Linked DNA regions of Homo sapiens: regions 2 and 3 are each linked to region 1. The links are chromatin contacts, found by Hi-C in ENCODE. All regions are on one chromosome and are shown on one strand. The core of a region is the stretch at or near the end of the contact, and the rest is flanking DNA. Distances in the headings are between cores, read along the strand shown. Region 1 has its middle 700 kb from the start of QKI. Region 2 has its middle 370 kb from the start of QKI. Region 3 overlaps LOC102724152 (a long non-coding RNA gene).

Region 1 (2,700 bases), core at 2-2,501:
TCTCTGCCACTCAGAGGCAGCAGCTTCGTAAGATGTAATGATCATTTATCTACCCACGAGAGTGCATCAGAGAGATAGAACTTAATTTGCATTTGTCATATATTTTCTTGTATATTCAATAATGTATAATATTTTTAAATAAGCTTTATTTTTCCAAATCTTTTTCTATATTCGTGTCTGAAAGCAGACAACTTTAACGTTTCATCGTTATGTTTGCGATTATGACTGTCGAAACAAACTCATATCACAGGGTCTTTTGTAAGACAGACAACACGGTCAGGAGCGCAGTCCTGCATGCCGCACTGGCCTCCTCTCCTACTCACTTACAACCAGGACAACCTCCAGGACCTGTCTACACCTCTGCTGCTCCAGCTGTCACATGGGACTAATAATGTGGACGCCACAGTGTTCTGTGAGATTAGGTAAACTGATGCTCACACAGAGTTTCTCCAGTGCCTGGTGGGTAGTGAAAGAGCCACATGTATCATTATCACCATTGCTGCTGCCGTTGATATGAACCAAAGAGGAAGAAAAAGTGAAGAGTTGGCCCCTTCCCATGAGCGATCATCTAGATAGGGAGATAGATCATTGTTTTCATAAGATAAAAGATGCAAAAACACATGAATTGCAAACTTCGAGGGATTAAAGTGGAAGCCTCCACAAAGGGCCACGATGAGGACCTCGTGGTGAGATGGACAGAGACGCTCCTGGGAGAGGACGAACTGGGTTTACGAAGACTCTAGAAGAACCTAGAGCCTATGAAGGGTTCAGCCTTTAAATTATCCAGAGGGCAGCTTTTCACATTTTCTGAACAAAGCAGGGACAAAAACAAACAAAGTGTTTCAAGAAAATTTAGTTTAATTTTGACGCAGGTGAGGGCACAGAATCCAGAAGGCAAAGAGACCATTAAAGAGACGTCTTCAATGTCCAGGCTGGAAGGACAAGCTCGGTGGACTGGGGCTTGAATACAGCAATGATGATGATGGTAAAACTACCTCTAATTTCTCTCCCCCCTACTTATCCTCAACTAAAAACTAGCATTTTTCACTCCCAAGACTAGATAAAACACAAAAATTGAGAAAATGTTTAATAATGTAATTCTTTTTTAAAAAAAATAAAGTCGGTCAAAGCTCTTCCAACCACAAGAGGGCGTTCCTGGACCCAGCAGTGGAGCCGGGATTGCCCCGGGCATGGACGGAACTTGCACCAGGGCTGCCCACAGGTCACTTGTGCAAGTGGTTACCTGGGTAGTTACAGAAAGGAAACAGTGTCTGGCATTCACCTGCGCTTTGTGACATCATAGAATCTTAAAATCAAGGAGAGCAGCCTTGAGCTCTTATCAAACCTAAGAACATGTAGACTTATGAGAAGCAATTCAGGATTGGGACTTTTTTTGAGTGACTGCCAGGTGTAGGCAAAGCCAGAAAGCCCTGGCAACCCAAAACTGAAGGATCTGGGGCTTTCTTCCTGCAAGCTCTGCTCAGCGAGGGGCTTGTGCTCCTACAAGCTCTTTGCTACATAAGTCAAGCCAAACTTCCATTTCCCGACATGACATGGCCAAATAAGAGAAGGCCAGGTTACCAGAGATTAAAAATAGGACGTTGCTGCAGAGTCCTGGGACCGGCTGGCAAATGACACAGGAACTTTGGGAGCGCATGGACTCAGGCCAAGCGGCCGTCCTCACCCTCGGCCACCTCAGGGCAGGGACGAAGAGTAAGGTTCGCAGGAGTCCTGCCAGGAAAGGGCTGGGAGTCAGGGAAGGGTGGAGAAATCGCTTTCCTATGAGTCAAGGGACAACAGCTGTCACTGCAAAGGGGAGAAGAGCTGGAAAACTGGATCCAACCTTTCATAGAGCAGTGGCAGCTGAGTCGCAACAAACAAGCAGAAACACGAGGCCCTTAAAAAATACAGTAATTCAGGCGACATCAAAGCGGTGATTAGCACAGCTTCCTGGCGGTCTCTTTCTGTTTATTTATGGCACATTACACATTTTCATGCTATTTTCATAAGGTGTTTCTGCTGCCACAGTTCCATATTTGGGTGACAGAGTGTCTGAGACGTACCACAACTATTGGGCAACTCACCCCCAGCCACACTCGAAGTCAATGGCAACCACAAAAACAACAACCTCCCAAAAAAAGAGAAGCAAAAGAGAAAGTGTTCCAAGTGCTTCTTCCAGCAGCACGGGGACGCCCCTCCTCTGGAAGGAGAAGCAAGTGCATGGCCCTGTTGAGAGGGAGGGTGAGGTGGGGTGCAGGGGCAAACTTCGTCTTGATTCATGTTTGTAGACGGGGGAGATCAATGCCGGATTCTCACTGACATCCTGCTTTTCTTGTACCACACAGCCCAGCCTTTGATGGTGGGGATTAGTCCCAAAATTCTGGAGTTCACCACTCCTCCCGCTACACTGGCTTTATTTCAAATCTCTGTTGGTCCATGTCAACATCAGCGATGGGAGTTGAAAGAAGTAAAACAGTGACTCGTGCATTTTTCATTCTTCTCTTTGCTTCTTTCTTTTATAAAAGGTCAGGAGGATGATGAAAAGGAGACCTTTAGGAAGCAACTGCGACGTTCCATCTCATATCCACTAAAGGAGGTGCATTTCCGATTCAGACAAATTTAGTAACCATTTCCTCCAAGTCTGACTGCTCTTTACAATTAGGCTCCTGGAAAAATACATGTTGGTGTGTTTACAACATG
Region 2 (2,700 bases), core at 182-2,681, 330 kb after region 1:
TTACTTACTGAGCTTACTTACTTACAGGTTACTCTTATCTCAGTTTCTCCAAAGCTGGGGTGCGTGGGGGGTGTTTTCCTTGATCTCCTTCTTGCTTGTATATGATTTCTTTTTATTTTTTTTCTTTTTTTGAGACAGAGTCTCGCTCTGTTGCCCAGGCTGGAGTGCAGTGGTGCTATCTTGGCTCACTGTAACCTCTGCCTCCCGGGTTCAAGTGATTCTCCTTCCTCAGCCTCCCGAGTAGCTCGGATTTCAGGCGTGCACCACCACACCCAGCTAATTTTTGTATTTTCAGTAGAGACGGGGTTTCTCCATGTTGGTCAGGCTGGTCTCAAACTCCTGACCTCAGGTGATCCACCTGCCTCAGCCTCCCAAAGTGCTGGGATTACAGGCATGAGCCACTGTGCCCGGCCACTTGTACACGATTTCTCAAAGAAGAGGAGGCAACACCTTCTTTACACCATCCCCTGAATTGGGGAAGTCACCTTATCCTCCTCATAGGTCTTTTGGAAAATCATTATCTAACATAGATAACTATTCTTTCATTCGACCAATACATGGTTAGAGCTTGCTGAATATTCACTGCTGTACTAAGTGCTATGGATATTGCCTGACGAAGTGGGAGGCTAGAAGATTTGACATTATGGATTTGTTTATTTATTTATTTATGTTTTTTTTTTTTTTTTTTTTTGAGACGGAGTCTCACTCTGTTGCCCAGACTGGAGTGCAGTGGCACGATCCCTGCTCACTGCAATTTCTGCCTCCTGGACTCAAGCAATTCTCCTGCCTCAGCCTCCTGAGTAGCTGGGACTACAGGAGTGCGCCACCACTCCTGGCTAATTTTTGTATTTTTAGTAGAGACAGGGTTTCACCATGTTGGCCAGGCTGGTCTCGAACTCCTGATCTCAGATGATCCACCTGCCTCAGCCTCCCAAAGTGCTAGGATTACAGGTGTGAGCCACCGTGCCCAACCTGGATTTATTTTAAAAGAAACAATATGAAAGCTATGCTTGTGGCACCTCAGATGGGAGTAGAGGACTATTTAGGGGGGCTGCTTTTAGCTGGTAAAGGCCCAAATGCCAAGAGACATTTAGATTGGGGTCCAGAGTTATGACCCCATAGACATCGGCAGCTGAATTTTAACAAATCCACAGATGATCAAAATTCTGTCCTGGAGCCAGCAATTTACTCTGGTTGGAAATGTAAGCCCCAGGCAGCAGCTGTTTTTGACCCTCACCCTGGCATGGAGTCTTTCTCACAAATGGCCCTCACAGCTGGGAGTTTCAAACAGTCTATTCTTTCAAAGCAGTTGTTCCCTAAAGCATTTGTCCTGTCTGCCCAGGATTTTCCAGAGCCCGGGACCAACGTTACTGGAGTCAGCCTGTTGTTCCACACCGAAGCACAGGCCAGCTGCCCACCCAGGGCTGGCAGTGAATCTGAGGCCGAGCCCAAATGGTATCAACTTACTTGCAGCTGTCCTTACCAGAAGCCCAATAGGCCCTCAGCATAATTCCCCTACGTGTTTAAAAAAAAAAAATCTTTCTATGCTGTGGTGAGAAGACTCATAGACTCTGCTTTCTTCTGCACAGCTCTGACAGCAGGGAGGTAAACTCGATGTCCAAAGAGATGATGCAAAATTGATTTCTCATTAAAGTAGAAATTTTAAACTTAAACAGGGAAATATCATCCTTTTACAAAATACTGCTTATTTAGGGATCTGGATAACTTGCATGTATCAAGAATTCTCCTACATTGGTATTTCCACAGTGGGGACAGTGGTTGAATCGCTAGAAGTTACAAATATTCCTCTTTCAAAAGCAAAGAAACAGGGTGATTGATTACCTCAGGTGGGAAAAGAGCAACACAAGGCTATTATGCAAGTGTTTTTGGTCAATCAGCTGTTTCAACACAAAGGGAGAGAGAAGTTCTTGATTAGGTGAGCCCTGATAATTAAGGGTGACCTTCACTGAGGGAAATTTATTCAATTTATCAATAGTTAATAATGAAAAGTCATCTCACCTGAAAAGGATGCATCATAAGCAAAATGGGGCTCTTCAAGGAACTTGTCTAAATAGGAAATACTATTTTCACTTAAGTTTAATTTGATGACAACCATATAATAATATACTTTTTTTGTTTAATATTCATGCATGTGGGTTTTTTGCAGACTCTTAGAAGATTATTTTCTGAGTATTAGCTTCTCAATCTCAAACTTCTTAAAGGTTAAACCAATGGTGATGAAGACTCTCTCTGTCAAATCTCTTTCTCAGTTAAAAAGAAAAAAAAAAACATCCAAGGTGTTTAAGAGAGTCACTGAACTTCATGAATGCATTTAAAGCCAAAAAAAAAAAATCCATGCATGCAACAGAAAAGATTAGAGATTCTGAAGGCACTTAAAATTGTTTATAAAATTTACAGATAATCTGAGGAAAAGTATTCTTATCGAAGTCAACTCAGCTTAGGGTCCTAGTTTCCAAGACACATAAAGCACAAGCATAGATAAATGCAATGTGTCATTCTGAATGATTTGTTTTCTCTTTTCTTTTCAAGTAAACTGAAAACTTGCTGATACCTGCAGCCCAGCTTTCTTTTATTCCCACTGCATGCCCTAACACAAAACTACACATGCTCGTCTAGCGAGTGGATAACAGAAGAAAAATATTATCTACCTGGGCACTCATTATGATGATTAACAAGTGT
Region 3 (2,700 bases), core at 186-2,685, 440 kb after region 1:
TTACAGCAAAATAACCAGTCTGACTGCTACCCAATGCTAACAAACAAACTCTGGAAAATGCAGGGACATTGAGTTGGAGAAAATGATCTTTGAAAAGCCCTGAAAAGCGGGGCACGGTGGCTCATGCTTGTAACCTCAGCACTTTGGGAGGCCGAGGCGGGCGGATCACGAGGTCAGGAGATCGAGACCACAGTGAAACCCCATCTCTACTAAAAATACTAAAAATTAGCCAGGCATGGTGGTGGGTGCCTGTAGTCCCAGCTACTCGGAGAGGCTGAGGCAGGAGAATGGCGTGAACCCGGGAGGCGGGGCTTGCAGTGAGCCAAGATCACACCACTGCACTCCAGCCTGGGCGACAGAGCGAGACTCTGTCTCAAAAAAAAAAAAAAAAAAAAAAAAAGAAAAGAAAGGCACTGGAATGTTATCAAGATCACCCAGTGACTCCGATGTGCAAGAAAGCTTAGAAACCATCCAATCAAAGTCTTTTTTTCTTAATTCAAAAAAAAAACACTCTTTTTATGGGCATAAAAGTATTTATTTCAAAGAGGTCAGAAAGCAATGGCTGGCCATGCCAGAAAAGGAAGCTAAGACGGCTAGGATCTAACTAGGAGGGTAAGTTGCAACCTGTTCATACTGCCCAGATGGAAAGGGGACTCCTATAATATCAGCTTCATACATCCACTGTCTGTAACTTCCGTTACCTAATACCATCTCCGTCAGCCTTTCAGCCAAGTATGGTAGCATCTTTCTCGAATATTTATAAATTGCCTACAAGCACTGAAATTGCTGTTAGAAACTATACATCTTCAAACATGCACACTCCATTCTGTTCTCTCCAGACTCTGTTCTCCCCAGAATCCTGCTAATTTCTCTACAGTTTCAAGTCTCAGTCAGGGCTTCAGAAGGTTGAGGAACAGGCTACCCTCTGCAGTCAAGTTTGTCCTGGCTACGAAGTCCTGCCCCACCTGCAATCTGCCTCTGCCCTCGTGCAGTTGTGACAGACTGGAAAGCGCATTGTATTGAATTACCCTTTCTAGAAAAGAGCCAAGTAAGAAATTAGTTATTCATAAGTTCTTTGTGCATGATTTGCCACAGAAATAACATGAACTATTTTTGTAGGGCTTTGACAAACCTGACTAGGCTTAGCCCAACCTGGAATAGTCCCTGGGGAGCCTGCGAAAAACAAGCCACATGAGCTGTCCTGATGCTAGCTTCTGAGGGCCCTGACCCCCAGATCTCTATCCTCCCCCTCACCCTGCTTCTCATCCCCACCCCCTGCAGTCCTTCCTCTCAGGCTTTTGCAGTTACTCAAGATACTGTGCACGTAGCAGAGCAATCAGATGCTTTCTCTCAGATGGCTTGGCTAATGGCCACTTCCTGTGGTTGTCAAATGAAAAAAGAAGAACTAGCACATCCCCAATGACTTATTGTATCACTTCCCGTATCTGACTATCTGGCAGCCAGCATAATTTAACATCACTCGTAAATTAAGAGCCTCTTGCGAGGGTGCCACAGCTGAGCCCACCACCCCGTTTTGCTGATTAGAAAGAAACCGTGCCAGGACTTCCATTATGAATAGTCATTTCCTAAAATGTAACTCCAACAACACTGACATCTAATCATATATTAAATGAATGAATAGGGGTTCCATATCCACCCTGTGGACCTCTGAGCTCATTCTGAAGATTAAAGTGACTTCCTTTAACGTTCTCCCCACTAGCACCGTGCCCGTAAGGCCAGATTTCACCGCGACCGCCCCTTGCACCCCCCAACCAGCCCTCCAGCCCCCAGGTTATCCCCCACACTTTTCCCTGTCTCTTGGCTTTGCTCCGTTTCCCTTCCCTTCATGGCCTGGCCTGTGAGAAGAGTCAAGGTGAGCTCAAGCGAGGACCCTCATTCTGCCCCAACACCTCAGGCCCCTTTCTTGTTGAGAGTGGACAGCTCCATCAGGCACTTGGTGCCAAATGGAAGCAATGGAACTCGGTGCTGGCTCTCCATGTCCAGCCAGCGCTGGCTGCAAGCAGCAGAGACAAGCAGGGGCAGAAATCATAAGCAGACCCCTAGGGCTGCGTGTCCTCCCCTGGGCAGGCACACAGTGGGGCGTGCTAAGCAGCTTCGTAGGTAGTGGCTGCGCCGCATCTTGTTGACCTTAGCAGAGAATCCCATTCTCTGCTAGGCTTTCCAGCCAGGCTGGAAAAGCCTAGCTCATACTTGAGGAAAAAGACCTCCTTGATGCCATATAGGTGGTTTTGCATGTGCGTTCGTTCTGTTCTCTTGCTTTTTTCAGTGTGGGATTGTGAATGAGCACTGGAGCTGGGTCCAATGGCCCAATTTGCACACTGGCTTTGTTTGGTGCAGAGCGTGGCCACGGCCTCAGCAGCCCTATTGGAAGTGAGCTGTGTTTGGGTAAATCATGACCTCTCTGAGCCTTGGGTTTCCCTCTGTAAAATCGCAACCACACTCTACTGAGCCTTGATCTATGTTCAGGACTGTGAAAAATCAATGAGACAACACATATGAAAATACTCTGGGAAATGGAAATTTATAGCTGTCATTTTGCTAAAACTTATAAGAATAGATTAGCCCAGTTCTAGTAATAACTTCATCATTTATGAGTTGTGTGTCTTTAAACATGATATTTAAACTTCCTCAACCACAGGAACTTCATACAACTCATGGCTCCTTCCTAAGTTTGCTGTG

The links. A loop is a pair of places that touch in the nucleus more often than their neighbours do. Pooled maps may share reads with other maps.
Region 2: a loop to region 1 is called in a map of heart left ventricle, with 2.5 times the contacts of the local background. The contact joins two enhancer-like sites. A Hi-C loop is called at or near these places in 1 of 168 maps with a recorded cell type or tissue (heart left ventricle) and 6 of 50 pooled maps.
Region 3: a pooled map shows a loop between it and region 1 (3-fold over the local background). The contact joins two enhancer-like sites. A Hi-C loop is called at or near these places in 1 of 168 maps with a recorded cell type or tissue (K562), 2 of 37 single-sample maps with no recorded cell type and 6 of 50 pooled maps.

What each region holds. Positions count from the first base shown.
Region 1 is chr6:164,108,407-164,111,106 of GRCh38, reverse strand. No RefSeq gene overlaps it. Among named protein-coding and RNA genes, the nearest start is that of QKI, 700 kb to the right of the region's middle. RefSeq lists an enhancer at 2,696-2,700. Within about 2 kb of position 1,251, at least 12 of the 41 ENCODE cell types and tissues checked have a DNase peak (open chromatin) inside an H3K27ac peak, as active enhancers do; they include heart left ventricle, where a contact is called at or near this core.
Region 2 is chr6:163,779,867-163,782,566 of GRCh38, reverse strand. No RefSeq gene overlaps it. Among named protein-coding and RNA genes, the nearest start is that of QKI, 370 kb to the right of the region's middle. RefSeq lists an enhancer at 1,006-1,540. Within about 2 kb of position 1,431, at least 6 of the 41 ENCODE cell types and tissues checked have a DNase peak (open chromatin) inside an H3K27ac peak, as active enhancers do; they include heart left ventricle, where a contact is called at or near this core.
Region 3 is chr6:163,666,551-163,669,250 of GRCh38, reverse strand. The region is part of intron 1 of LOC102724152 (a long non-coding RNA gene); the gene reads left to right. Among named protein-coding and RNA genes, the nearest start is that of QKI, 250 kb to the right of the region's middle. Within about 2 kb of position 1,435, at least 6 of the 41 ENCODE cell types and tissues checked have a DNase peak (open chromatin) inside an H3K27ac peak, as active enhancers do.